Regions from separate parts of the Homo sapiens genome. Here all the other regions are linked to region 2. The links are chromatin loops, found by intact Hi-C in ENCODE. Cell type or tissue: sigmoid colon. All regions are shown on one strand. Each heading gives the region's core, and the rest is flanking DNA. Links, peaks and the distances in the headings are about the cores only. Region 1 holds the start of MIR133A1HG (MIR133A1 host gene). Region 2 holds the start of MIB1 (MIB E3 ubiquitin protein ligase 1). Region 3 holds the start of MIR320C1 (microRNA 320c-1).

Region 1 (9,611 bases), core at 164-4,163, 91 kb after region 2:
GAATCGTCAACTTTTAGAAAGTATCACTTCAAAGAACTGAAAGGTTTTAGTCTGTGAGCACCTGGGTTTTATTTACCTTGATAGTTTAGAATGAAAAGAAATTATAGTTGGTAAGTAGCCTTCAGTTATTGTGGTATTAGAAGGTTAATTTAAAACCTCAAGAAATTTTCAGATTTGTCAAAGGAGGAAAAAAAAGGGCAGGGATAGTAGAATTTCTGCAGCTTGTGATAAAAAGCTAGTGCAGCTTATAGAGAGCAAATCAGAATGTAGCAGTAGATAGCCCAGCACTACAGCAGTTTCAGCAATGCAGCATTAGAATTACACCATGCACGTTCTGATTTATTTTTGTGGCCAATTATTAGTAAGCATTAAAAAGTATTTTATGATCTGCCAAGTTTCTTGGTTGACTAAACCTTGAAATAGAAGCTAATAGTTTTAGAAAATAAGTATACTTTGGAAGCAGGATGTGACTTACTAGAGATGCAAAATCATCACTTAATCTGAAACAATAATGACTAAATCTTTAATAATGTAAATGACAATAATGTATTTGTACATTTTTAAGATAAAAAGTTACTGCCATAGTATCTGAACAATATTCCTTTTTACACTACATTAGCTCTTAACTTGAATTGTGAAATTAGGCTATGGTTAGATAGAATTTAATTTAACAATGAGAACATATATTGAGTCAATAATAGGTAAGCATGCAGAAAGTCATAAGCATCCTTAAAAGTACAGGCCTTATGGTGCTCTGTTACCTGTAAGCTTAGTGTCATGCAGCATTTGCAGCAGGAAGAAAGGTAGTAACCTAGAGAATCACATCAACAGCAGCCATCTCATCTTGATTGTTCGTTCACTCTATTTGCTGATTCAGCATTTCTTTTCATGAGCCCGGTGAAGGAAGGGGATGTATCAGTGAACACAGAACCTCACCTTTTAAGATAAATTTGAAAAACAAACGAGCAAACAAAAAACAAGCTTACTTTTCCCTCTCCTCCCCTCTTCCCTTTACCAAAAACAAAAACAAAAACAAAAACCACCAACAAAAACAACTCTAAAATTGAATCAGTGTTGGCCATTTGATTTGGAATGTCATATAACAGTCTTGCACAGTTATATAGGGAAAGTTAAGCAATCAAAAAAGGTTGCTACAAAGGCCAAGAAAATGAACCTAGCTTGTCAGATGAAATGCTTCAGAAGAGGGGAAAAAGTTGCAGAAGTTAATTTTATAGTCTAAAAAAGACAAAAAAAAAAAAAAACAAAAACAGAACCCAAAACACACCTTACTCCCCCCAAATAACTGTAAACATTCACCCTGTTTTTCTTTGCCCTCCAGAATACATTGGGTTCTTCTGACTTCTTAGGAAATAGTCTGCATCTTTCTTGCTTTTAGATTTTTTTTTTTTTTTTTTTTGGTTTTTAGTTTCCAGGATTAAATAGTAGAGCTGTAGTGAAGCTACCTTGTCACATCCAGAGGTCAAGTCTGCAAGCGAGGTCAGGACTTCCACATGGTCACTACGAGGCTAACTTATATTCTTCCTCAGTGACCACTGGCTAAACTGTTACAGCTTTATAGGCAGCTAAGCATTTGAAACATGCACTCCCAGGCAAACAGGCTCTCTTGTGCCTCTCTCTTCCCTGACCATATTTAGTCAACCATAGCAAAAAATAGCCTCTCAGCTGTCGATTGTCGATCCAAAAGCTGAGGAAGCCTCAATCTTGCTTTCTGCCTATTGATTGTTCATCCTGCGGTCCAAACACTGCTTAGCCATTTGTCCTGCCCCCCACTTTTTTTTTTTTGAGGGGGGGTAAGCACTGCCAAATAAAGCGGTCTCTCATGTTTCCACTTACATTTCCCAGATTTTCACTGAGCTTGCGCTGAGACTAGGAAAGCCTGATGCACTGTCACTATACTTAGAAGCACTGCAGAGAAAAAAGGAAAGAGGAAAAAAATTACCATGGCTAGTAGCAAGACAATCTTTAGACAGTTATGGAACAAGTGAAGTCCCTCTGCTGCCAAAATACATTTTATAACCTGATTTTTTGATTGATAAAAAATGTTATGGATGGTGATATGTTACATATCTAAAGGCCTGAAAGGATTTTGTAGGGTTATCTTTAGAGCTAGTTGTTGCCATATACATGCTTTTAAAGTTTATTGAATGGAAAATGTATAGAAATGGTAGGTAAGACCTGTATATTGGTGGTGGAGAGACATCATCAAGGGAGAAGAAAGTAGTATGTAAATGAAATCTTAGAAGTGCTACTTAAAACAATTCACTGTCAATTTCAGTTAATTTTTTTTATAATGCTTTGGTAAAAAACAGGGTCCAGTATGCTTTTGAGTAATTATACAAGTATTCAGATGCATTTTATTATGAATTCTACTTTATATTCAAATGTGTAGTGTTTTTGCTGTCCCTTCTACATTGTCATGTTTCTCTAATTTTCTGAAGTGACTTTTAGGCATGATCATTGCACACTTTACACAGATTGAAATAGTCATTAACCTGTCTATAACTCTATTACATAGTATGTGACTCAGAGGTAAAAATACTTTTGTTTTAAATTTTAATAGCATATTCACAATAGATTTTGATACTGAAATTTTTTTAATCAAAGAGAAAAAATATTAAAACATGAAGTCCAGTAAACCTGTGGAGATATAGTTTAAGATCTCACATAAAAATGCAGAAGAGAAACCAGCTATACCTTGTTTTTTAATCCAAATATGTCCTCTTAAGAAACAAGAAAAACTATTACGAGTTTTCTGAGCTTACTCACCTACGGAAGTTTGTCCTTCACATTCTTGTTGTCTTTAGCATTTAATATCATAGCAGTTTAATTATTTTGAATGTCTGTTTTAAAACAGTGGCATAAGGAATACTTCTTTAGATATTGGGCAATTTTAAACAGCTTTCCTAGATATTGAAATAATTTTACTCATATTATGAGAAGATGACATGTCTCAGAGTATAAAGTAGGTTAATTTTCAGTTTTCTCAAGTACCCCATTTTGTTAATGATTTTGTAGCAGTGAAAGTACTTATTTTTTAAGCAAACACTTACATAATGTGTTATGTGCCAGGTTCTCTTTCTAAGCCCTTTATAAATATTAACTCATTTAATTTTCATAACAACCCTATAAAGTAGGATTTGTGATTCTTCTCACATTTTACAGATGAGGAAACTGAGGCACAGAAGTTAAGTAATCTGCTGAAGTCACTAGCCATTGTGGCTAGAGCCAGAATTTGAACTCAGATAATTTGGTTTCAGACTGGGAGCTCTTCACCACTATGCCACATTGCTCCTCAGATTTGTGATAATGAAATGAGTTAGGAAATTATTCCTCTTGGGAACAAAACCATGCATCAAATATATATTGCCAATATCTTTGCCTCAGTATATTCAGAAAGATGATTATTTGATTATTTGTTTATTCATTTCTTCCATTCAACAAAACTTTGAGTTCCCTATACTAGGTATACAAAGTATACCTTTTTGATCAAAATGTGTTCAGTTTTATAGTAACCTGCTTTTAGCATGCCCAAAAGAACTACTGGCAGTTGATCAGTTTTCTTAATAAATTCCTTTTTGAATTCTTGACTAATCTACATTACCGATTTGAGGGATTGTTTATTAATTTACCAAGCATTTATTGAACACCTAATATGTGCTACAGTGCTATTCTAATGTTGTTTTGCCTTAAGTAGTACTAACATGTAAGGCCTCCACAGTTTAGCTAGTAGGGTTTGGGAAAATGTTGCCTGCCTCTGAAGAAAGATTGCAAAGCATGGCAGGCCCTAAAAATTGACCCAGTGCCACTTGAATACTGCATACCAGTGTAGACAGCTGCTTGTCCCCTCTGCTTCTTTATAACTCATTTGTTCATCATTCAGCAAACGTTTGAATACTATCATGTGCCAGGGATTATGGTAGGCACTGCTATTAGTTGTTCTGGAACTTAATGCTTCTTTGGCACTATTCACAAATGCCTGCTTAACTGGTAGTAAGATCTTATCTTTAAAACATCCATGTCCTTAACCTCTTGGAAAACAACCAAATTGAGCATTAGGGAAAATATCTCTAAATCTCATATACTATGCTCCACAGGTGAGACAGTCTATTGGCTTAACAAAATTACTGAATTCTCGAGCTGGTAACACCTTTTTCCCAGTAACTCTACGGACCTCAGTGCTTGCAGCTTAACAGTCTCCTCTTAATTAACTAAAGTGCTGCAGGGAACAGCCTGCTGCTGTCCTTGTGGTTATAGTGTGTCTTCCTAAGATTGCCTGCCTCATGGAAAGAAAGGAGACAGGCTGCTCTGAACTACTGCTGTTGACGTGAGAGTGATGGGACCAGAAACTGTTTTGCTTAACTTTCCCTTAGCTTACCTTGCAGGCTGGGCCCAAAGATGACCTCTTTTCTTGAGGCCCTGTATTATTATTTTTTTTTGAGGGGGTTGGCAATTTTTGATTAAGATGAGAGGGCTGTAGGTCTCTGTTCAAATAATTTATGTAGCACCCTCAAGGAGGTGAACTATAACTTCCCGCTCCTTAAGTGTGGGCTGTACATAGTCACTTCCTTCCTAAGAGCATAGTTTAGAGATACGGAAATGTTTACATTGGAGAAACATGAAGAACACTACTTCAGCCAGATGATCAAGGTTAACTTCTAGAGTCATATGGCATGTTGATAGTATGTACCCTTGGTGTGATGTGATTAAATGACACTTTATCTCTGTGGCCTTCTTACTAAGAACCAATAGCACAGCGTAATCATGAGAAAAGCATCAGACAAATTCCAACTGAGGAATAGTCTACACAATATCCCATTAGTACTCTTCAAAACTGTCAGACTCATCAAAAACAAGGAAAGTCTGGGAAACTGTCACAACCAAAGGGAGCTAAGGAGAAAAGACAACTAAATGTAAAGGGGTATTCTGGAACAGAGAAAGAACATTGAATAAAACTAAGGAAATCTCAGGTGTGGACTTTGGTTAATAACAGCGCTTCAACATTGGTTTATTGAAACAAATGTACCATACTATGTAAAATGTTAGTAACAAGGATGGAGGAGTATATGGGAACTCTGTACTAGCTTTGCAATGTTCTATAAATCTAACATTGCTTTAAAATAGATATTTAAAAACAAAACCAAAAAGTTCACCACTCCTGGCTAGTTGACCCTTGCATTAGTTTTGATTTGGGGCTATCTGCAGTGTTTCTCCACAGCTTAGTAAATCAAGTTGATTTTGCTATAATTGATTTCAAGAAAATATTATGTTTAGTCTCATGTTCTTTTAAAAGTGTATTAAAGGCAGGGAAGTATATTTTAGAATTTTTTTTTTATCAAGACTAGTCTTATTTTTAAAAGATTTATTTAAAAAGAATATGTGAAAATTGTGAAATGGTCAGATTTGTGTGGGGTGGTATAGAGAATAGAGTGGAAAGGAGACTGGGGGCCATTGGGAAGAACAGTTGAGTTTTAAAAAGGAGAAACGGCAGGACAAATTGAATGTGGACATAAGAAGAGAGGAAAGAGTCTAGAATGATTCCCTGGTTTCTGAGTAGAATGGCTGATTAAATGGTAAGAAGGGTAATCAAGATCAAGAATATAGGAGGAGCCCGGGTGCGGTGGCTCACGCCTGTAATCCCAGCACTTTGGGAGGCCCAGGTGGGTGGATCACGAGGTCAGGAGTTCAAGACCGGCCTGGCCAAGATGGTGAAACCCTGTCTCTACTAAAAATACACATAAAAAATTAGCCGGGCCTGGTGGTGGGCACCTGTAATCCCAGCTACTCGGGAGGCTGAGGCAGAGAATTGCTTGAACCTGGGAGGTGGAGGTTGCAGTGAGCCGAGATTGAGCTACTGCACTCCAGCCTGGGCAACACAGCAAGACTCCATCTCAAGAAAAAAAAAAAAATATATATATATATATCCACACACACACACACACACACACACACACACACACACAAACACACACGAGGAGTATTGGGAAAGAGGAGGGGGCAAAGAGGTATTTGTACTATGTTTGAGTATACATCTATAATCTTAGAGTTGTCATAATACTATTATATTGAAGAGTTTCAAAAACGTTTTTAGATTGGGCATGGTGGGTCATGCTTGTAATCCCAGCACTTTGGGAGGCTAAGGCAGGTGGATGGCTTAAGCTCAGGAGTTCAAGACCAGCCTGGGCTGTTACATGGTGAAACCCCGCCTCTACAAAAAATACAAAAAAATTAGCTGGGCTTGGTGGCATGTACCCATACTCCCAGCTACTCGGGAGGCTAAGGCAGGAGGATCATTTGAGCCTGGGAGGTTGAAACTGCAGTGAACTCTGATCGTGCCACTAACTGCACGCTAGCCTGGGCAACAGAGAGAAACTTTGTCTCAGAAAAAAACAAAAGGTTTTTTTTTTTTTTTTTTGAGATGGAGTCTCGCTCAGTCGCCTGGGCTGGAGTGCAGTGGCTCGATCTCCACTCACTGCAAGCTCCACCTCCTGCGTTCACGCCATTCTCCTAAAAACAAAAAGTTTTTAATCAAGCTAATATATGTACATAGTTAAGTCAAATGTTACTACAAAACTTATAATGAAAGAGAAATGTCTTCTGCGTCATCCCTCCTTACCCCTTTTTTGTCCCGACCAACAACTTGGAACTTATCCTGTAATTTCTTAATTTATCAATTATAGGCATCTAGTGATTTCATGTTATGGAAAATGAAGATTTAAAACTAATACCCTCTGTTACTACCATTCCTTTCAACATGATTATATCACAATTTTTGTTTAAATTAATGACAAGTATTTACATTATTATTTTTACATTTTGTTTTTAATAAAACGTTTTTCCACTTTTCACATGATTTAATACTTGTATCTTTTAAATTTTCCAGAACTGTTTACCCCTGTAAATTTTGTTTCTCACATGCTCAAATGTGTAGGGTAAGAGATAATGTATGGCATTAACATCATGACTATCCAAACATCAGTAGTATAATGTCGTACCAATACTTTTTCCCATTGAGAATCTCAAAGTCTATACAATATCTAGTATTTTATTTTAATTTATGGAATGAGGAGGACTAAAATCCTTACTAGTGACTGAAAACAAAAGCAGAAAACCTTAGTCTTCTATGAAGCCCATGAATGGGATTTAGGAGTTTGTAGACTCACCCAAAATTGTATTAATAGGTAAAGATTTTGACATGCATTTCTCTGGAGGAGAGCCTATAGCTTTCCAAAGAAGCCTGTTATCCCCAAACAGTGATTGTTACTCAGTTACAGCCATGGAAGGGGCTCTGTAAGCTGTGATTCTCAGTATACTTTGGGTTCATAAACCTGTTTAAAAAGTCTAATAAAAGGCCGGGCGCAGTGGCTCACGCCTGTAATCCCAGCACTTTAGGAGGCCGAGGCGGGTGGATCACAAGGTCAGGAGATCTAGACCATCCTGGCTAACACGGTGAAACCCCATCTCTACTGAAAATACAAAAAATTAGCCGGGCATGGTGGCAGGCGCCTATAGTCCCAGCTACTCGGGAGGCTGAGGCAGGAGAATGACATGAACCCAGGAGGCAGAGCTTGCAGTGAGCTGAGATCGTGCCACTGCACTCCAGCCTGGTCGACAGAGCGAGACTCCGTCTCAGGAAAACAAACAGACAAACAAAAGTCTAATAAAAGTTTCCAAATGATTTAAGTGTAATTTTAGAGGTTCTTCAATCCTCCACAACCCATTCTCAGACTTCTTGAACTTAGTTCTGCTCTTCGGTGGTTGGAGTTTAAATCTTTAATTCTCTTTTGTATAACTTTCTCTTTTTTGCTTTGAAAATACTTTATTACTGATTTTTAAATTTTAAATATTAAATTATAATGGCCATTTTGTGTGTTTTGCTCCAGACTTGGTTTACCACTTCTAAATGACATATGTCAAGTTTTAACTTTGCAATTCATGATAACCAGCTACACAATAATCGTCAGCTAAGATGGTTCAGCATATATAGTGTATTAATTATCACAGTTTTTCCTACTTCTAAAAATTATTATCTGGCTGTTCTTCATTAACTCTTTCATTAATAAATACTGTTGATACTGAACCTGAGAGGTTCCCCAAAGCCAAAGTGGTGCCCTCATTAGGGTATATTTCTTTTCTCTTTGGTTTTTTCCTCTTAGGTTTCCTCCTTGTAGCACTTCCATTCTGTTTTGATTCTATTTCCCAGATAGTAATAGTGTGTCTACCTCTCAAAATATCAAAAAGCTAGCTGGGCATGGTGGCATGTACCTGTAGTCTCTGTCAAGGCCAGCCTGGGCAACATAGCAAGACCTCATCTCTTAAAAAAAAAATTAAATTAAAGCTGCACATTTGAGATTAGAAAAGTAGAATTTCTATTTGTCTCTAAGAGCATTTTTTTCTTTAAAGAGGAGTATCTTCATTTGATTGCAAACTTTTCTTTTGAGTATATCAAATTATGCAAATATAGAAATAATGTGAATTTAACTTTCAGTGCAATGCGTGTTTTACTATCTAAATTACCAAGACCATGGATTGTGGATGAGAAGAAAGATGATGGTTATACTGCCTTACATCTGGCTGCCCTTAATAATCACGTAGAAGTGGCTGAACTGTTGGTACATCAGGTAAGAAAAGAGTTAAATAATTCCCTCTTTTTTATTTTTTTTTAAACAATTTGGGACCATTGCCATTCATTTATTTATTGCTTTATAAATTGCCTATTAGTAGGTTCCAGTAAAACCTCATGATGATGAAAATTCAGATATAATGCATATTCTGTCTTCTGCCTAATACTTCTTAAATGCAGGATGGTGATGTGTGTTTGAGAGTGAGTCCCTCAATTCCCAGGATTTCCTCTGCACAGTCTTCCTGGATTGGTCCTGTGAAATGGGCATCAACTAACAGAGATTTCCCAGAATGGCTGCCACTGTTACGGAAGTATCATCAACCAGAGCACCAAGAACCATCTGTGTTGATACTTAAACAGTATGGCCAGTTGTCATCAGACTGCAGTTTGCAGCTAAGATCAGGGGATTTATTTCGTAACTACTGCTGACCCCTGGAATTTATGGCTCGATAGCAGTACAGACTCACCTTGGTCATTTCATTCATCTCAGAATAGGATGACACTACGTTTTTATGAGCCTGGATTTTGGGAGGAGCCTATTTTGTAGTTTTAGGATATTTTAGTAATTTCAGCAAATTTTTCATGTGCAAGCATAAACCATATAGATGCACTGAAGTTATCAAAGAATTATCTGTGATTCCTGACTTCAAGGAATTTATAGTCTAGTTAAGAAGATGAAACAGCAGAAAAATTTAGCAAATAATATATGTAATCAAATACCAAATTATAAGGTATACATTCCAAAAACTACAGAAATTTAAAGAAATATATCAAAAGTTAAGCCACCTCCCCCCCACTACTTTAAATCTTTGCTATTAAAATTACTGCTCTCTGTTAATTATGATAATTCCTTTTTATTCAAAAATCTAAGTGAACTTATGCCACTATCATGTTGCCTTGGTTATTGTTGCCTTATAGAAAGTCTTGAAATCAGGTAGATTAAATCCTCTTTCTTTGTCTTTCTCAGGAT
Region 2 (10,487 bases), core at 3,346-7,345:
ATTGTCTCACTCAGGAAGCACAAGGGGTCAGTGGATCTCCCTCCCCAAGCCAAGGGAAGCTGTGAGAGACTGTACTGGGAGGAACGGGGTACTCCGGATCAGATACTGTGCTTTTCCCACAGTCTTCACAACCAGCAGACCAGGAAATTCCCTCCGGTGCCTACGCCACCAGGGCCCTGGGTTTCAAGCACAAAACTGGGTGGTCATTTGGGCAGATACTGAGCTAGCTGCAAGGGTTTTTTTTTTTTTTCATACCCCGGTGGCATCTGGAACACCAGCAAGACAGAACCGTTCACTCGCCTGGAAAGGGGGCTGAAGCCAGTGAGCCAAGTGGTCTGGCTCAGCGGGTCCCATCCCCACAGAGCCCAGCAAGCTAAGATCCACTGGCTTGAAATTCTCGCTGCTAGCACAGCAGTCTGAGGTTGACCTGAGATGCTCAAGCTTGGTCGGGGGGAGGGGCATCCGCCATTGCTGAGGCTTGCGTAGGCAGTTTTACTCTCACAGTGTAAACAAAGCTGCCGGAAGTTCGAACTGGGTGGAGGCCCTCTGCAACTCAGCAATGACACTGCAGCCAGACTGCCTCTCTAGATTCCTCCTCTCTGGGCAGGGCATCTCTGAAAAAAAGGCAGCAGCCCCAGTCAGGCACTTATAGATAAAACCCCCACCTCCCTGGGACAGAGTATCTGGGGGAAGGGGCAGTTGTGGGTACAGCTTCAGCTTACTTAAACGTCCCTGTCTGACACCTGTGAAGAGAGCAGTGGATCTCCCAGCACAGCGTTCGAGCTCTGATAAGGGACAGACTGCTTCCTCAAGTGGGTCCTTGACCCCCATGTATCCTAACAGGGAGACACCTCCCAGTAGGGGCCGACAGACACCTCATACAGGAGAGCACTGGCTGGCATCTGGCAGGTGCCCCTCTGGGATGGAGCTTCCAGAGGAAGGAACAGACAGCAATCTTTGCTGTTCTGCAGCCTCTGCTGGTGATACCCAGGCAAACAGGGTATGGAGTGGACCTCCAGCAAATGCCAGCAGACCTGCAGCAGAGGTTCCTGACTGTTAGAAGGAAAACTAACAAACAGAAAGGAATAGTATCAACATCAACAAAAAGGACGTCATCCGAAGGTCACCAACATCAAAGACGAAAGGTAGATAAATTCACAGAGATGGGGAGAAACCAGCACAAAAAGGCTGAAAATTCCAAAAACCAGAATGCCTCGTCTCCTTCAAAGGATCACAACTCCTCGCCAGCAAGGGAACAAAACTGGATGGAGAATGAGTTTGACGAATTGACAGAAGTAGGCTTCAGAAGGTCAGTAATAACAAACTCCTCCAAGCTAAAGGAGCATGTTCTAACCCAATGCAAGGAAGCTAGGAAACTTGAAAAAAGGTTAGATGAATTGCTAACTAGAAAAACCAATTTAGAGAAGAACATAAATGACCTGATGGAGCTGAAAAACACAGCACAAGAACTTGGTGAAGCATACACAAGTATCAATAGCTGAATCGATCAAGTGGAAGATGGGATATCAGAGACTGAAGATCAACTCAATGAAATAAAGTGAGAAGACAAGATTAGAGAAAAAAGAGTGAAAAGAAAAGAACAAAGCCTCCAAGAAATATGGGACTATGTAAAAAGACCAAATATATGTTTGATTGGTGTACCTGAAAGTGACGGGGAGAATGGAACCAAGTTGGAAAACACTCTTCAGGATATCATCCAGGAGAACTTCCCCAACCTAGTAAGGCAGGCCAACATTCAAATTCAGGAAATACAGAGAACACCACAAAGATACTCCTCGAGAAGAGCAACCCTAAGACACATAATCATCAGATTCACCAAGCTTGAAATGAGGAAAAAATGTTAAGGGCAGCCAGAGAGAAAGGTCGGGTTACCCACAAAGGAATCCCATTAGAAGGGGAAGTCCATTAGACTAACAGCGGATCTCTCGGCAAAAACCCTACAAGCCAGAAGAGAGTGGGGGCCAATATTCAACATTCTTAAAGAAAAGAATTTTCAACCCACAATTTCATATCCAGCCAAACTAACCTTCATAAGCAAAGGAGAAATAAAATCATTTTCAGACAAGCAAATGCTGAGAGATTTTGTCACCACCAGGCCTGCCTTATAAGAGCTGAAGGAAGCACTAAACATGGAAAGGAACAGCCAGTACCAGCCACTGAAAAACATGCCAAATTTTAAAGACCATCGACGCTATGAAGAAACTGCATCAGCTAATGGGCAAAATAACCAGCTAGCATCATAATGACAGGATCAAATTCACACATACCAATATTAAACTTAAATGTAAACAGGTTAAGTGCCCCAATTAAAAGACACACACTGGCAAATTGGATAAAGAGTCAAGACCCATTGGTGTGCTGTATTCAGGAGACCCATCTCATGTACAAAGACACACATAGGCTCAAAATAAAGGGATGGAGGAATATTTACCAAGCAGATAGAAAGCAAAAAAAGGCAAGGGTTGCAATCCTAGTCTCTGATGAAACAGACTTTAAACCAACAAAGATCAAAAGAGATAAAGAAGGGCATTACATAATGGTAAAGGGATCAATGCAACAAGAAGAGCTAACTATCCTAAATATATATGCACCCAATACGGGAGCACCCAGATTCATAAAGCAAGTTCTTAGAGACCTACAAAGAGACTTAGACTCCCACACAATAATAGTGGGAGACTTTAACACCCCACTGTCACTATTGGACAGATCAACAAGACAAAATTAACAAGGATATCCAGGACTGGAACTCAGCTCTGGACCAAGCAGACCTAATAGACATTTACAGAACTCTCCACCCCAAATCAATAGAATATACATTCTTCTCAGCACCACATCGCACTTATTCTAAAATTCTAATATTGTTATGTGTGAATTTGAACCTGTCATTATGAGGCTAGCTGGTTATTCTGCATAATTGGAAGTAAAACACTCCTCAGCAAATGCAAAAGAATGGAAATCATAACAAACAGTCTCTCAGACCATAGTGCAATCAAATTAGAACTCAGGATTAAGAAACTCACTCAAAACCTCACAGCTACATGGAAACTGAAAAACCTGTTCCTGAATGACTACTGGGTAAATAAGGAAATTAAGGCAGAAGTAAAGATGTTCTTTGAAACCAGTGAGAACAAAGACACAATGTACCAGAATCTCTGGGACTCATTTAAAGCAGTGTGTAGAGGGAAATTTATAGCACTAAATGCCCACAGAGAAAGCAGGAAAGATCTAAAATCAACATTCTAGCATCACAATTAAAATAACTAGAGAGGCTGGGCACGGTGGCTCACGCCTGTAATCCCAGCACTTTGGGAGGCCGAGGCGGGCGGATCACGAGGTCAGAAGATGGAGACCATCCTGGCTAGAATGGTGAAACTCCATCTCTACTAAAAATACAACAAATTAGCTGGGCATGGTGGCAGGCACCTGTGGTCCCAGGTACTCGGGAGGCTGAGTCAGGAGAATGGCGTGAACCCGGGAGATGGAGCTTGCAGTGAGCTGAGATCACACCACTGCACTCCAGCCTGGGCCACAAAGTGAGACTCCATCTCAAAAAAAAAAAAAAAAAAAAAAAAAAAAAAAAAAAAAAAAAAAAAAAAAAAAAAAAAAAAACCAACAAAACTAGAGAAGCAAGAGCAAACAAATTCAAAAGCTAGCAGAAGACAAGAAATAACTAAGATCAGAGCAGAACTGAAGGAGGTAGAGACACGAAAAACCCTTCAAAAAAATTAATGAATCCAGGAGCTGTTTTTTTGAAAAAGATCAACTACATAGATAGACCACTAGCCAGACTAATGCAGAAGAAGAGAGAAGAATCAAATAGATGCAATAAAAAATTATAAAGGGGATATCACCAACAATCCCACAGAAATACAAACTACCATCAGAGAATACTATAAAAACTTCTACGCAAATAAACTAGAAAATCTAGAAGAAATGGATAAATTCCTGGACACATACACTCTCCCAAGACTAAACCAGGAAGAAGTCGAATCCCTAAACAGACCAATAACAAGTTCTGAAATTGAGGCAATAAGTAATAGCCTACCAACCAAAAGAAGTCCAGGACCAGACAGATTCACAGCCGAATTCTACCAGAGGTACAAAGAGGAGCTGTTACTGTACTTCCTAAAACTATTCCAAACAACAGAAAAAGAGGGAATCCTCCCTCCTTCGTAAAACTCATTTTACGAGGCCAGCATCATCCTGATACCAAAACCTGGCACAGACACAACAAAAAAAGAAAATTTCAGGCCAATATCCCTGATGAACATCGATGCGAAAATCTTCAATAAAATACTAGCAAACAGAAGCCAGTAGCACATCAAAAAGCTTATCCACCACTATCAAGTTGGCTTTATCCCTGGGATAAACACTTTGGGAGGCTGAGGTGGGAGGATTGCTTGAGCTCAGGAGTTCGAGACCAGTCCGGCCAGGGAAAATAGTGAGATATATCCCCCAAGAAGCTCCCCACTGCCCCCCCGCTCATCTCTGCCAAAAATACAAAAAATTAGCTGGGCGTGGTTGTGCGTTCCTGAGGTCCCAGCTACTCAGAAGGCTGAGGTGGGCGGACCCCTTGAACCCAGGAGGCGGAGGTTGCGGGGAACGGAGATGGCGCCACTGCACTCCGGCCTGGCTGACAGTGAGACCCTGTCTCAAAAACAAAGCAAAAAAAAAAACAACAACAAAAAAAACCAAACAAAAAAAATTTTATTTCAGTACATAGTAATTCCTTGGGTACATTTTACGTCCGTTTTCTTGTCTTTTCCCTTGATTATCCATTCTGTTAGCATTTCCCTCCTTTGACTATCAGGAAAAGCAACAGTTTATGCTAACAATGCATGCTAACGGTGCCAACAGTGCTGGCCTGTGGAAACACTGGTTTTAAACCCTATGCAGCATAATGTCATTTGAATAACGGCAACCAGAAACTTCTCTTACAGTCTTCGAATCTTCCTTTGAAGGTTGTATTTTGTAATTAGGGACTGAATTTTTTCGTGAGTGGAGGCAATTATTAATGAGCAAAGTTTGGAGTCTGCCTATCACCCTAATTCTGCATAAAGTCAAGACACACCTTCTAAAAGTCTTTACCGTTGCTCACAACATTCCATACCATGCTGTTCAGCTTAAAAACACACTACTAACCTGCTCTGTCTGGTTTGAAATGTTTTCAATTTACACACAAATACAGATCGCCCTGAATTTGTGAATGTATTTCTACCTTCGTTAAAAAAGAAGACTAAAAGAATATGGAATCCCTAATTCACATTTAGTTCGCCTAGGAAAACTAGCAGTTAGTGAAAAACTGGCCACATCACAGCCGCACAGCTCCAGCAGCCCGGGTAGCTTCCCCACCCTCACTTTCTCCAGCCCCGCCTCCAGGACGGCCTAACCGCTTTCCTCATAGCTCATTGGGCGCGCGGCACCACCGGGCGGCAACTCCAGGGATCCGCCCCTGGGCCCGCCCCTCCATCGCCCGGGGCTGGGGTTGGGCAACCGTCCGCCCTTTTTCTAGACCGCGCGCATGCGCACTCTCCTTGGACCCTGGAGAGACGCTTAGGGATCAGTTTTCTCCTCCTTTCTTCCCGCGATCGCGCGGCTCTCTGGAAGCCTTCCCACTCTATTATTGCCGAGGATCCCCCTCCTAGACACTCTGAGAAGGTGCCGCTCCGGCCTTGGGTACGGCGGTACCCGGATGTGGAGTCGCTCTCGCCCGGCTGGGACTCTGTGGCGGGGCGGAGCGCGGCGGCTGGTGCGGGGGCAGAGAGAAGGGGGCCTGAGGGCCCGGGCGCTCGCCGGACGCCGGGAGGTACCACCGCTGCCCACGGGGGAGGAGGCGGCGCCGGCGCTTGGGTGCCCGCCCCCGAGCGAGGGGCCGGGGTGGCAGAAAGGCCGGCAGTTAAGCTTGCTCCCCGCCGCCCCCCTCGGGCTAGCCTCCCCCGGCCCCCTGCGCTCCTCGCGCTGCCGGCCGGGGGAGAGCGTGGTTTCCTTGCGGCCGTCGCTGTAGCCTGGCCGGGGAGCCCGGAGGAAGCGGGAGAGTCCCCGCCCACGGCCCCCTCCCCTCTGCCCGCTCTCCGCCGCCGCCTCCGAGCAGCCGCGGGCCGCCCTCCACTCCGAGCGGGGGGCGCGGCGGCGACAGCTGGGCAGCGGCTTTGGGCTCCGCGGGGACCGCGCCGCCGCCCCCGTGAGTTATTCTCACGTCCCCCGGGGCTCGCTGCCGCCCCCGCCGACGCCTAGAGTCCGGCCCGGGCCCAACTCCCTCACGGGCCCCCCGGCGGCAGCGGCGGCGGCGGCGGCGGCAGCGGCGGAGCCCACCGCCCGGGCCCCGATGAGTAACTCCCGGAATAACCGGGTGATGGTGGAAGGGGTTGGCGCTCGGGTAGTGCGCGGCCCGGACTGGAAGTGGGGGAAGCAGGACGGCGGCGAGGGCCATGTGGGCACCGTCCGGAGCTTCGAGAGCCCCGAGGAGGTGGTGGTAGTGTGGGACAACGGCACAGCTGCCAACTACCGCTGCTCCGGGGCTTACGACCTCCGCATCCTGGACAGCGCGCCCACCGGTAAGCCGCGGCCACCTGGCCAGGGCTTGCGCGCGCGGGGGGAAGGGGCGAGCTGCGGTGGGCGTCGGTGTCGCGGGGAGAGGTCTGCAGTGGGACACCTGGTGGGCAGCGCCCGGCTGGAGCGAGCGGAAAGGCAAAGCGCCAAAGGAATTCTAGGTTCCGAACGGGTGAACAAACACTTTCAGAAAAGACCCTCTACCCCCAAGGGAAATGATGGCAGCACCATCACCGGGATGCTTTCAAGCCTGGAAGACACAAAGCACCGGGAAGAGAACAGACACAGGTCCCCCAACCCGACTCCTCCTCTTGGGAAGGGGTCTGGAGAGGCCTATCTAATAAGCCATTGAAATTAATCAGCCACCAAGTGATAACTGTCTGAAGGGAGGCTTGCTTTGCCATATGGTGCTCAGCTGACCGTTTATAATTGCCAAGGGGCCTTGGTACCTCGGATTTGTGGAGATGCCTTTTTTTTTTTTTTTTTTAACCTCCTGTGACACAGAATTACTTGGAGTTCAGTAGCCAAATGTTACTTGGGACTCTGGAATGATTTTTCATCCAAATTGTTCTATTTTATATCTTTATATCAATAGAGAGAAAAACATCCTGAGCTCTTGAACCATTTCTTTGTGTTAAATACTTTTTCCAAGTGGCAGATCGGCGTGGGGGACACCTGATGTTATTTTTTGTTACACTAACGTCCGTCTCAGTAAGGTGATGTCAGAATCTTACTCATTCACCCAGCAGTGAGTCAGGGTCCTTGATTAGTGAATCTTGATTAGTGAATTTTAGGGGTCTGTTATTGACGCTAGAGTTTCTAAATGATTAAACCAAAGGCTTGCTTTCACAAAATAAATAACAAATTCATTTTCATATAGATTCATCTTTGGTATTATTTATCCTTGATATTTATCCTTGATTCTGTAGAAAATAGTTCACATTTAAAATTGGGTACTTTTCAGAATTCCTAAATGAGCTACTTCTAAGACATTGAGTTTGGCAAAGCCTTACAAATCTTGGAATGGGCTCACAGTTATTATCAGTAGCAATAAAGAAATTAACACAAGCCAACTCAGTTTTTGAACAGATAATTCGTAAAATTGTGTTCCTTAGCTGGCTTTTTAAAAACATTTATTAAAAAAAATTTTTGTTTTAGAGACAGTTGTCTCGTTTTATTTCTCCGGCTGGTCTGGAACTCCTGGCCTCAAGCAACCCTCCTGTCTCAGCCTCCCAAAATGCTGGGATTACAGGAGTCAGCCACAAGGCCAGGCTTCAGATAGCTTTTTGAATATTAAAAAGGGTGTATGTACATGACTAGAAGAAAATGAAAAGATTCAACAGCACAAAAAGGGGCAGCCATTGTTACCAGTTTTTTGTGTAGTCTTGCAGAATACTCTATTGCATGGCAAGCATGTGTGTGACTATACTATAAATCTAATCCCCTTTTAAGTGCAAATGATAATAAACTATATTCACTCCTCTGCACTTTCGTTTCTTTCACTAAATTATATTGGTGATTGTTCCATTGTTTCATGGCTGCATAGTATTCCAGTGATTGGATACGGTGATTTATCTAACCAGGACTTTATCGATGGGCGTTTTATTATTTCATGTTTTCTTTACAATGATGCAGTGAATATATCCTTGTACATATATCCTTGTGTATATGTGTTGAGTATTTCTGAAGAAGTGGAATTGCTGCATCAAAACATTGCACATATTTAACATTTTGGTAGATGTTGACTAATTGCTTTTTGAAGACGTTTTGTGAGTTGAAACTGCCAGCAACAGTGTTTGAGGCCTATGCCTAATTTCTGCCTACTCTTTTTTTTTTTGAGACAGGGTTTTGTTTTGTTACCTGCAGCCTTGAAGTTTTGTTGTCGTGCTAGCTCAAGCTAAAGTCTGACCACAACCCTTATTTGGAGGAATTCTTGGTATCAGTAATTGTAGCTTTATGAGGAAATTTAAGTATCTAGGGTAAAGTGTAACAGATTCTTTACTACGGTGATTTTTGAAGGGACATTAATGTTATCTATATGTTTGTAGTATGGGGTGTATCTATCATATTAATAGTTTTATTATCTTAATATAAACGTAGATGTTTTTCAGAAGTAACTGTTTTAGAATCTTAGTTTAATAAGATAATTTTATACATTAATTTGTTATATGTAGTGGTTTATCTTGTTCATTTGGTCTTTTAACAAACATTTTAAGAGCAGGATAGCCAACCTTCATATGAAATACTTGTTGAAATATATTTTAATTTCAACCTTTTAAATTCTTCAGGGTTTTTTTTTTTTTTTTTTTTTTAGAACTGAGCAAAATTGTAAGCTCCTGGCTCTTGTTTTGCCCCAGGACTATAATACTACTTTCAGTGTTTTCCTTTTTCTTCAAAATATTTAATAATCAGTGTTCACTGACATTTTATTACATTCTATAAGATTACTCAATATTTATTAAGTACTTGATATTTATTTGCATAATATTAACATTTTAAAAATTAACTTTTGTTTTTGAAACAATTGTAGTCTTCCAGAAAAATTACAAAACTAGTAAGAGTTGCCTTTTGCCCTTTACCCACCTTCTTCAGCTGTTAATATCTTAGCAAGTACAATGATCAAAACCAGAAAATTAACACTAATACGGTAATACTGTATTAACTAATCTATACACCTTATTCAAATTTTATTTATTCAAATTATATGCAGTGGTTATTATTAGTGTCCTACTAGTATTCTTTTTCTCATCCAAGATCACACGTTGCATTTAGTGGTCTCTTCCAATCTGGGTGAGTTCCTCAGTCTTTAGTCAGTGTCAAAGTAATGAAAAACAATCTTGTTATCTCTCAAATTGGGTGTTTCTGCTGCTTTTTCATGATTAAATTCAGATTATGTATTTTCGGCAAGAATATCATAGAAATGATGTTTTGCCCTTGTTAGTGCATCGTACCAGGAGGTACATGGTGTTCGTATGTCTCATTAATTATAGCGTTAACTCGGCTAGGTCACCAGGAATTTTACCAACTGTTGCTTTTGTACCAGCAATGTGATGCCAGTATGAAAAAGATAACTTGTATCTTACATATTATTGTGAAAATACTTTTGACTTCATGAAGTCCCTCAAAGGGTCTTGAGGATTTCCCTAGAGGTTGAAGAATAACACTTTAAAAGTCACTGCCCTGGAGAGAATCTCTATTTGAGCACATAGAAGCTTGTATAAGAATGTTCACAGCAGTTACTATGGTTTTGAGATAAATAAAATTTAAAAAAGAATGTTCACAGCAGTGTTGCATGTAAAAACAGAAAATTGGAAAAAACTTAAATGTACCTTAGCAGGAGACTGGATAAGTTGTATGAATTTGTATAGTGCAGTACTGTATAGAAGAGAATGTTAAGCAAATAAAGTAAGTTGCAAAAGAAAACCTACGGTCTGTTAAAGTGCGGAACAAAACTATTTTAGGGTAGGGTTTTGCAGCCTTGGCACTATTGACATTTTGAATTGGATAGGATAATTTTTTGTTATAGGAATGTCCTGTGCATTGTAGGCAGGCATCCCTGGCCTCTACCCATTAGCAGCAGTAGCACCCCACCTCCTTGTGGCAACCCACAATATCTCCAGACATTGCCAGATGTCCCCTAGTGGGGGCAAAATTGCTCCCAATTGAGACTCATTGGTTTAGGGATATGTACATGCGTGGTAAAAGTATGCCACGTAAAGGTAAGATAAACACTAAATTTAAGAGAGTGGGACATCCTTATGGTGAAGGGAGTGGAGAGCACGATTGGTGGAAGTACACCAGGGGCATTTAAGTATTTTGGTAATGTTCTGTGATTAAACCTACCCCATGGTGAGTGCATAGGTGTTAAACACACACACACACACACACACACACACACACACAAAATTTTATTTTTT
Region 3 (10,487 bases), core at 4,245-8,244, 56 kb before region 2:
GGAAACAGACCCAAGGAGAAAAGGTGTATAGGATGCTCATTTCCTAATAAGAAAGGCCTTGGGCTTTCCCTCAATCCTACAATAACTAATTGGAAATGAGGACAGAATGGCAGTGGAAAATTTCTACTTCCTTATTCTCCTTTGTAGGAGCCATAGTAATCTCTATAAATTCTAAGTATATCTCTAACATTGCCACTCCTAGGAGAACTGCTTACCCTAAATTTCATTTCAGCTTTGCTAGTTCTTGTGAGCTAATTTCTGTTAGAGACAGTTCCTTCCTGTTTGATCTCTGCTGATTCATCTTTTGTTCTTTTTTATGCCTACCCTAAAGTCTCGCTTACTCTGGGTCTAAGCTACATTAAATTATTTCTGGAACAAGGTGAGGTATAAATAAACATCAGAGTTCCTCTAGTATGAAACAGTAATTGTTCTTAGCTTGAAGACAGAAAGAAGCAGGATTATCAAGGGATCTAAATATCAACGTTAGCTCTAATAATCGATATTAGCATCTCATTTTTTGATCCAACTCAAAAAAGAGTAATAAGGATGTAGAATAACCAAAGGTAATTATGTCCATTTAGAACAAGTACTTTAAAAAAGAAATTCAAGGAAGTAAACTAATTAATTAAATGTATACTTCTTATACCCTAATGATCTAACGAGTTAATACAGTAGTAGTTATGCCTTGGGTTATAAAAAACTTTTTTTAATTTTAATTTTAATTAAATTTTTTTGAGACGGAGTCTCGCTCTGTCGCCCAGGCTGGAGTGCAGTGGCACGATCTGGGCTCACTGCAACCTTTGCCTCCTGGATTCAAATGATTTTCCTGCCTCAGCCTCCCGAGTAGCTGGGATTATAGGCATGTGCCACCATGCCCGGCTATTTTGTATTTTTAGTAGAGACAGAATTTCGCCAAGTTGGCCAGACTGGTCTCAAACTCCTGACCTCATGATCCACGCACCTCAGCCTCCCAAAGTGCTGGAATTACAGGCTTGAGCCACCGCGCCTGGCCTATTTTTATTTTTTATTATTTTTTAATTTAATAGAGATGGGGTTTCGCCATGTTGGCCAGGCTGGTCTTGAACTCCTGGGCTCAAGTTATGTGCCTGCCTCAGCCTCCCAAAGTGCTGGGATTACAGGCATGAGCCACTGTGCCTGGCCCTAAAAAGCTTTATCTTACAAGATATTTCAAGTTTATTATTTCTTTTTGTTTGTTTTTGAGATGGAGTCTTGCTCTGTCGTCCAGGCTGGAGTGCAGTGATGCCATCTTGGCTCACTGCAACCTCCACCTCCTGGGTTCAAATGATTCTCCTGCCTCAGCCTCCTAAGTAGCTGGGACTAAAGGTATGTGTCACTACACCTGGCTAATTTTTTTGTATTTTTAGTAGAGACAGGGTTTCACCATATTGGCCACGTTGATCTCGAACTCCTGGCCTCAAGTGATGCACCCGCCTCAGCCTCCCAAAGTGTTGGGATTACAGGTGTGAGTCACCGTGCCCAGTCTCATGTTTATTATTTCATGTGAACTTGAAACATCCTTGTGAGGTGGCAAGTACACATTATCATATTCAGTTAAGAAAAAGAGAAACAGAAAGGTTATTTGACTTGTACTTTATCACTTATAGCTGGTTAGTGGTGACAACCGAACTTGAACTTGGGACTTCTGAGTCCGAGGTACTTTCTGCTACATAAACCCAAGCTGCCTGCCAGACTGTAACTCTAACAGCTTAGTGTGTTATTAGCTATTTTGAGACACATATTTGCTGGGGGGTACTAGTTAATCAAAATTTAACTGACACACTGTGTAAGACTCCAGAGACCCAGCTACTCTTACGTTACTTAGAACTCAGTGAATTCTTCCTGGAGGTTTTTCAAAAATACAATTAAAGCTTATGGGCTGAAAATTACTGGGTTGCTGTACTATTTCAAAGCAAATTTCTAATTTAACTTTAAATACTAAGGAGAGTATGTTTTTAAAGTATCCTTCTCCTCTTTTTCTCTCCTCCTTCCTATTTGTTGTTTCTTTTTTTCTTTTTCAAATGTGTGTGTGTGTGTGTGTGTGTGTGTGTATATATATATACACACACACATATATATTTGAGACAGGGTTTCCATATGTTGCCCAGGCTGGTCTTCAACTTCTGGGCTCAAGTGATCCTCCCACCTGGGCCTCCCAAAGTGTTGGGATTGCAGGTGTGAACCACCACTCCCAGCCTGTTGTTTCTTAAGCTTCTAACCACCAATCTCCCCTTTCACTCTACACGTGCCCTAACTAATCTCAGCTACTCCTGAGCTTCAACTTCTACCTGCACACTGATAATCTCAGTCTGTCTCTCTCTTGCTTGCCTATTTCTCCTGAAGGCCAGTCCAGTACATCCAAAAACTTACTGAAAATTTCCACCGGGATTATCTAAAAGCACCCTAAACATCTAAAATGGAATCTGTTATCTTTGTTACATCATAATCTCACAAATTCTTCTAAATTTCCTATTTCAGCAAATAGCAGCATCTTCCATCAGCCAGCCAAGCTAGAAACATTACCCTAGACTCCCTTGTCTTTACTTCCCACAATACGACTAATACTATTTTCTTCCCCTTGAATACTACTCATTTTTGTTCTCTCGTCTTTATTCCCCCTCCGTCTGCTTTCAAACTCCAAACTCCATGTAGGTCTGTAGTAACTGCTTTCTAACTGGCCTCCCAGCCTCCAGCCTCCAGCCTCCTTCCCCTCCATCTCTTTCTTTCCTACACACCACTGCCATGGTTCTCTTTCTAAAACATGACCATGATCAAATTATGCCCTTGCTTCAAAATATCAATGATTCAATACCAGGTTCTTAGGAGTCTACATGTGATTCTGGCCCTACCCTTCTAGCAAATTCCTGTCACTTCCAGAAAAGTAAGAAAGCATAAAACATAATGGTCAAAAACATAAGCACATAGATCACCTGGGTCTGAATCCTGGCTCTGTCATTTGTTGGGAGGGGTAAGTTCCTAACCTACCAGTGTCTTGTTTTCTTCATCTGTAAAATGCAGGACAGGGGCCAGGTGCAGTGGCTCACACCTGGAATCTCAGCACTTTGGGAGCATCGCTTGAGCCCAGGAGTTTAAGAGCAGCCTGGGCAACAGAGTGAGACCCCATCTCTACAAAACAAACAAATAAATAAATAAAAAATCAGCCAGGCATGGTGGCACACACCTCTGGTTCCACCTACTTGGGAAGCTGAGGTGGAAGGATCACTTGAGCCCAGGCGGTCGAGGCTACAGTGAGCCATGATTGTGCCACTGCACTCCAGCCTGGGCAACAGGGCAAGACCCTGTCTCCAAAAGGAAATGAGGGATAATGGGGGCTATACTTACCTAAATTGTTGGGCTGTTTCTATTTCTGAAGATTAAATAGGAAAAGACATAACTGATACATTCTACGGATTACATAAATATTAGATAAAATTATCATCATCATCCAGCCATAGTAAGTAGCTGCTACTGTACGCACTTTATAATACCTTGGTCTTTGCGCTGAGAGAGCCTCTCTCCCCGCTTTGGAGGTTCAATACCACAGCCTTCAAGATCCAACTCAGAACGCTACCTCCTCTCTAAGCTCTCCCACCTCCCCCAGGCGCTTTGTTACTCTTTCCCTTTGTGCTCTGTAGCCTTAACAAAGGCTACTGTTAAACACTTAGCACTGTGTATATTTTAATGGACTTGACTGTCTCTCCCACAACTAAAGTTTGAGCTCCTAAAGATTAGGGCTGTGTCTCATTAATATGTATATCTTCACCCTATTGGCTTGCACAGTGCCCGATTTAACAGGCACATACCACGGCTCTGCTGAATGAACAGATCTTTGTCCCTCACTTCATAAAGAACTAACGAGCTTGGCTTTGCAGCACATTATTTCCTTGAGAGCCTCAGACCATGTCTTCCCCCCCGGCTTTGTGTCCTGGAAGAATGCACAGCAGACAGGAGCTGCTCAAAATGATTTGCCTGGGCCAGGGCCACAGTGACACATTCAAATCTTTCCCTTTAGAGTACTATCTGTCTACGAGATTCCTAAAGGGCTGGATTGAATGAGAAAACGTGAACCTTCACGTCAAGCTATTTATTACAAGGCACTTGAGTAAGACCATAACACTCTGCAACTTTTGCTTTCGAAATCGTGTTGATCTTCATTTCCTCCAGTGCCTAAGTCACTGTAAAGCCAAGTACAAGAGGTTTTTACTTCCCAAGTTCTTATAAAGTGTTGACATTTGTGACCTGATTGTAAATTTTTATTTCCAGCATGACTTATTTATAGTCTTAATGTCATTCTCTATCAATGACCCAAAAAAAGTTTCTTTCAATTCTAGTAGAATTGCCTTTGACCTGTTGAGATTGTAAAAAGTTAAAAAGCTGAAGAAAATTTTAGCAAGTGGAATATTTCTCATTCCAACTCACGGATTTAAAGATCAGATAGAGTGATTTTCTAAGAGGTGAAAGATCTATCCTAGCAAAAACTCAGAATTAGAGGGGGAAAAAAAGACCTGATATAAATTTTAAAAGGTTTCAATAACATTCCCACCATGTAAACTTCAGCTGGCAAACAGGCATGTGACATACAAAATTGTTTCATGACAAATGTAAATTTCATAAGTGGAAAAAAAATCACTGTATTAGTTAATTTGTTTTGCACTGGTTAATTTTTAAGGAAAATGTGTTTTGCATTAAAAATGAGGCCTTCTCTTCCCAGTTCTTCCCAGAGTCAGGAAAAGCTGGGTTGAGAGGGTAGAAAAAAAATGATGTAGGTGAATAACTATCGATGTTAAAATGTAGTAAGTACAAAAGTTTAGTTACAAAATAGAATCTTAATTTTTATAAAAATAGAAATATATTATATATATTTTATTTATATATGAAATCTGAATGAACACAGACTAAGGGAATTTCCTTGGTTATACAATTATCGGTCTTGTAAATTTCCTTTTTTTCCATATCTGTATTTTTGTATAATAAATTTGTATTGCTTACATAAACAGAGTTATTTTAAATAAAAAGAATATGCTTTTTGTTATAAAACTAGAAATGATTCTTTAAAAAGTTAAGACTGTTGTCATTTAAATTTACTTACCAAGAGATTCTCCCCCGCCACTCCTCTGTTGTTAAAAACCACACATCTAAAAACCAGGAAAGCAATTTTTGTTATTTTTACACATGATTCTTGCTCATGATATAATATTAAAGTCATCTTACTGACACTGATTTAGAGCACTAAAAGATTTTAAAAATCTGTCTTGTAGTTGTAATGTTTGGCAATTTCATCTAAATGCAATGCACTAAAATAAAATTCCAGTTCTCTAAATTCCACATGTGGGTTCAAATTAGAAAACTGTATACTGAAGTGATGTTAATTTTTCCTACCAAGAGTAGACTATTTCCAACTTCTTCCTACGCACATACGTGGGCCTCCAACAAGTGTTTTTAAAACAATTCTAAATACAAGTCAAATTTAAATGTTTTTGCTTTTTTTTTTTTTTTTTTTTTTTGAGATGGAGTCTCGCTCTTGTCACCCAGGCTGGAGTGCAATGGTGCGATCTCGGCTCACTGCAACCTCCGCCTCCCAGGGTTCAAGCGATTCTCCTGCCTCAGCCTCCTTAGTAGCTGGGATTACAAGCACCCACCACCATGCGCGGCTAATTTTTTTTTGTATTTTTAGTAGACACAGAGTTTCACCATGTTGACCAGGCTGGTCTTGAACTCCTGACCTCAGGTGATACGCCCACCTCGGCCTCCCAAAGTGCTGGGATTACAGGCGTGAGCCACTGCGTCTGGCCTTGTTTTTGCTTTAAACAAAGAAAAAATATATATCCTCTACCCATTGCATTTGTAACATTCATACGTATCTATTTATATTCTAAGAAACAGCTCTTGTTCTCTTAAGGCTCAGCAAACATGGACACCAGAATTTTACATGAGGTGTAAACATCACAGGTGAGCCACAAAGAGCCTGGCACCTGAGCTGGTGGGATGGGCCCCATTATGCTACTGCTTAGTGTTCAGTTGACCTAGGGAGGAAAGATGACCTTGTGCTTTCTCTGATCCTGTTTGCATCTGCTGGGTAAATGGGCTCAGATCAATGTAAAGGGTTTAGATCAATGTTGGCTCAAGTAAGTACTCGGTGAAAGTTAGCTATTAGTAATAATGGTAGTTGTAGTGTCGTGCTGGTTTCAAAAGTTATTCAGTATTTAAAATATGTAACTCTCATTTAACTTTCAGGCAGCCACAGGCCCAGATATGTATTTTTACCATCCTTAGACAAAATCTTGATTTGTGTCTACACAGGTTCTCACTGATTTAGTGAGTCTATATTCATAACAATTAAAATTCATTTAGTTTTTGTCTGATTACCTATTCAACCAACCAAGGCCATTTAAGATTCCAAATCTCTTCTTGCAGGGTGCTGCTGAGCACTGTACAGGTTCTAAGCAACAAAGAACCTACTGCTGTATAGAACATACACAACTCTGAGTCTCTTCTCAGGGAGTTTAGATCTCAAGGCACACCAGCTTCATTTAATGTGGTATGCAGGCTATGTTCTTGCAAAGGAATTTTCTTGCAACTGAAAAGCCATATAGAAAATTTTATTAGGCCCAGTTGAAAGAAGAGAAATGTTTAGAAACCTCAGAAATCCTATTTGAGAAAAAGCTAGAAATATTACATTTTATTAACTCACCTAAGATAAATCTTTTTGTTTTTTGAGACCATGGTCTCACTCTGCAACTCAGGCTGGAGTGCGGTGGCGCGGTCACAGTTCACTGCAGCCTCAGCCTCTCATGCTCAGGCAATTCTCCTGCCTCAGCCTGCTGAGTAGCTGGGACCACAGGTGCACACCAACACGGCTCAGCTAATTTTTATTCTTTTTTTTTTGAGACAGAGTCTCGCTCTATCACCCACACTGGAGTGCAGTGACATGATCTCGGCTCAATGCAACCTCCATCTCCCAGATTCAAGTGATTCTCCTGCCTCAGCCTCCTGAGTAGCTGGGATAACAGGCACGTGCCACCACGCCCGGCTAATTTTTGTACTTTTAGTAGAGATGGGGTTTCCCCATGTTAGTCAGATCGTTCTAAAACTCCTAATCTCAAGTGGTCTGTCTGCCTCGGCCTCTCAAAGTGTTGGGATTACAGGCGTGAGCCACCGTGCCCGGCCAGCCTGGCTAATTTTTATAAGTTATTTGTAAAAACAGGATCTCACCATGTTGCCCAGGTTGGTCTCTAACTCCTGGGCTCAAGTGATCCTCCTGCCTTGGCCTCCCAAATGCTGGGATTACAGGCATGAGCCACTGTGCCTGGCCAGAGAAATCTTAAATAAACTGTAAATACATACAGAAAAGTCAGAGTAGTCTCAGTGACTCCTTTATCTTTTCTTGCTAAAAACAATGGCAAGATATCTTGATATAAATAAGATTTCAGTTGGCCATTTGTATTTACTTGCATAAGCACTTAAGTCACACAGGAACCGGTGCTAAAGTTAATTATGATCTTGAAACTTGAAGCTCCCAGTCATTCAGAAAAGAACCACTTTAGAGTACAAACATTAAATAAGGATTAAAATGGCTTCTGGAGCAAGATGTCATCATGTGACTGCCAGTGAGAGAAGGCAAGAACACTAGTGACGGGAAAGAAAAAGATGATCTGCAAACTCATGAAAAAGCAGCCTGTACATCTGGGATTTTCTTCTAAACTGCAGAGTGGGATATTTGCACTTTCCTTCAGGCAACTTTGGAAAGTGGATCATAGTTCTGGTAGCTCTTGCTAGAGGACGAATTGTACTCACCACTCCATAAGGCTTTGATCCTAACAGTGTTCAATCAGTAGCAGTCATCATTGTATACTTAAAGCCTTGGACGTGGGGCAGAGAGATAAGGAAGAATGAGGAAGCAAAGCAGTTACAGAGGACGGCAGAAAGAAGGCTGCCATCCTGCCCTTTCTCCCACTCCAGCTGGGGATGAGCAACCAGCTCTTTTCATTTAACCCCTTTGCTACTCTGACAGTCATCAGGGAACACTGAACTAAAAGGGCTGGCTGTGAAACTACTATTCCTAAGGCATTGAAAAATCTGTTAACCTCTTCTTCTTTTTTTCTTTAGAGATAAGGTCTCACTGTTGCCCAGGCTGGAGTGCAGTGACACAATCACGGCTCACTGCAGCCTCAACCTCCTGGGCTCATGTGATTCTCAGCCTCCCGAGTAGCTGGGACTACAGGGGCATGCCACCATGCCTGGCTAATTTTTAAACTTTTTGTAGAGACGGGGTCTCCCTATGTTGCCCAGGCTGGTCTTGAGCTTGTGAGCTCAAAACAATCCTCTCGTCTTGGCCTCCTGAAGTTCTGGGATTACAGGTATGAGCCACTGTGCCCAGCCTGTTTTTATTTTTTTTTGAGACAGAGTCTTGCTCTGTTGCCCCTGCTGGAGTGCAGTGGCGCAATCTCGGCTCACTGCAAGCTCCGCCTCCTGGGTTCAAGCCATTCTCCTGCCTCAGCCTCCCGAGTAGCTGGGACTACAGGTGCCTACCACCACGCCAGGCTAATTTTTTGTATTTTTTTTAGTAGCGACAGGGTTTCACCGTGTTAGCCAGGACGGTCTCGATTTCCTGACCTCGTGATCCACCTGCCTTGGCCTCCTAAAGTGCTGGGATTACAGGCGTGAGCCACCACACCCAGCCGCCTCTGTTAAACTTCTGTAACAGTTCTCTCCAATTAATTTTTACAGTTACCTCAAACAATTCTAAAGGGCGTGTATATGAGGGAAATTGTTCTGCAAAGCATATTTTTCCTACATATTTGAACTATATAATTTTTTTCCCTCAAAACAAGGAAAACATAAAGAGAAGAAATATCAAATAAAGAACAGATCTGGTAAGAAGAACTTTCTGTGACAAGATAACCCATTAACCAGGGAAACAGGTGGGTGTCCTTTAATGAAGGTTAAATAAAAGGAAGAGACTACCTATAGCACAGAGTTTCTCAATCTTTAGTACTATGGACATTTCAGCCCAAATAATTCTTTGTAGCAGTGCTGTCCTGTGCATTATAGGATACTCAGCAGCATCTCTGGCCTCTACCAACTAGATGCCAGTAGCACATGCCCCAGGCATAACAACCAAAAATGTCTCCAGACATTGCCAAATGTTCCCTGGGGGAAAAACGGCCCCTAGGATGAGAACCACTGTCACAGTGAGATGGACCAGAGAACCTTGAATCTGCTCAGGCTTGAACCCTGGAAGTCAAGGTTGCAGTGCTGTGATCACACCAATGCACTCCGGCCTGGGTGATGGAGAGCCTGTCTCAAAAAACAAAAACAACAAAAAAAGTAGCAGACTCTGAGCTTGGGCACCTAAGAAAAGCAGTGAAACTTCCATGGGTTGTGAGTACCTGTCTAGGCCTAGTTTCCAAATCTGTAATTTTATCAGGCAATCTGAAATATTTCAGTTCTAAGATTCCCCAAATCTTCAAGTCTAACAATAGAAATGATAATCAGCAAAGGGTAGAATGAGAGGAACATTCAGAGATCAGCTAGTCATATGATTGATTTCAGGTAATAATAATAACAACAGATACTGTTTACTAGTGTTTACTATGTGCCAGATCATGTTCTAAGCACTTTACATGAATATTAATATTGGAATAACTCATTTATTCATTCAATAATATTTACTGAACTAAAGATTGAGTTAGAGCCTGTAGTAGAGAAATAAAGTATCAACATAAGGTTCCTGGCCTCAAGGAGGGTACAATCTAGTTAGATTGAAAAGATTTGCACCATATTTTCAGTTGAGTGACTACAACAAAAAACAAGACAGTATAGGATTCAATGTCCAAGGAGTGGTATAGACAATAAAACCCTATGAGGTCAGGATGGGCAAAATTGATTAAGAAAGGCTTCATAAAAGGTAGACAGATCTTATGTTAGGACTTGAAAAACAGTAAAGATTCCAGCAAAAGGCAAGTGTGAGATACATTGTAAAGGGAGTAATCCAAGCAAAGATATAAGGTGAGTATGTATTAAATGTTCTAAGGGACGAAAAATCAATTATCAGTTGAGAAGTGGTTACACGGACAGTAACAATAGAAAATAAGAATGGAAAAACAGGTTAGGACAAAAATAAACATAAGGCTCTGAATTCCAGGTAAAGAAAAGATAAGGAAGTTCTGCCTCTAGTAATGTCCAGGTAGATCCTTTAGGGCCAAACTTTCCATGGAATAATAACTATACATTCTTGAAAAAATATAAAGGCAGTAGAGAACAACAATGACAACAAAAAGCATGCAGAAACTGAATGGGAGTTGACACTAGGAAAATGAAAATCATACTGGGTGAGTTTTCAATTTTTACAGCTTCTCCTTTTTTTACCTGAGGGAAGGCAGTAGTTGGGTATTACTCAATGATAAATAAAAGTTGGATAGAAATGCGCAGTCTCTTGGCTGGGCACAGTGCTCATGCCTGTAATCTCA

What was found. Hi-C counts contacts between places; a loop is a spot of excess contacts. Peaks named below come from ENCODE experiments on the same cell type or tissue, not always from the same donor. Only the 100,000 strongest peaks of a DNase experiment are listed, where the experiment ranks them.
Region 1: it touches region 2 in a loop (2.3-fold over the local background); 6 of 110 quality-filtered maps call a loop at or near these places.
Region 3: it touches region 2 in a loop (2.7-fold over the local background); 18 of 110 quality-filtered maps call a loop at or near these places.

What each region holds. Positions count from the first base shown.
Region 1 is chr18:21,829,859-21,839,469 of GRCh38, forward strand. It overlaps MIB1 (MIB E3 ubiquitin protein ligase 1), which reads left to right. Exons shown (of 21, transcript NM_020774.4): 13 at 8,507-8,639. MIR133A1HG (MIR133A1 host gene) reads right to left here and starts at 1,548. Exons shown (of 3, transcript NR_110369.1): 1 at 1,464-1,548; 2 at 762-936. In sigmoid colon, for the core only: no CTCF peak of the experiment used is centred there; no DNase peak of the experiment used is centred there; H3K4me3 peaks cover 2,206 bases.
Region 2 is chr18:21,735,238-21,745,724 of GRCh38, forward strand. It overlaps MIB1 (MIB E3 ubiquitin protein ligase 1), which reads left to right and starts at 5,555. Exons shown (of 21, transcript NM_020774.4): 1 at 5,555-6,575. The coding sequence starts at 6,347. RefSeq lists silencers at 5,342-5,561, 5,752-6,381, 6,502-6,551. In sigmoid colon, for the core only: no CTCF peak of the experiment used is centred there; DNase peaks (open chromatin) are centred at 4,587, 5,474, 6,084 and 6,414; H3K4me3 peaks cover 2,572 bases; H3K27ac peaks cover 1,588 bases.
Region 3 is chr18:21,678,813-21,689,299 of GRCh38, forward strand. ABHD3 (abhydrolase domain containing 3, phospholipase) reads right to left here. Exons shown (of 9, transcript NM_138340.5): 4 at 5,108-5,153. It overlaps MIR320C1 (microRNA 320c-1), which reads left to right and starts at 4,706; the gene lies at 4,706-4,777. In sigmoid colon, for the core only: no CTCF peak of the experiment used is centred there; no DNase peak of the experiment used is centred there; H3K4me3 peaks cover 402 bases; H3K27ac peaks cover 685 bases.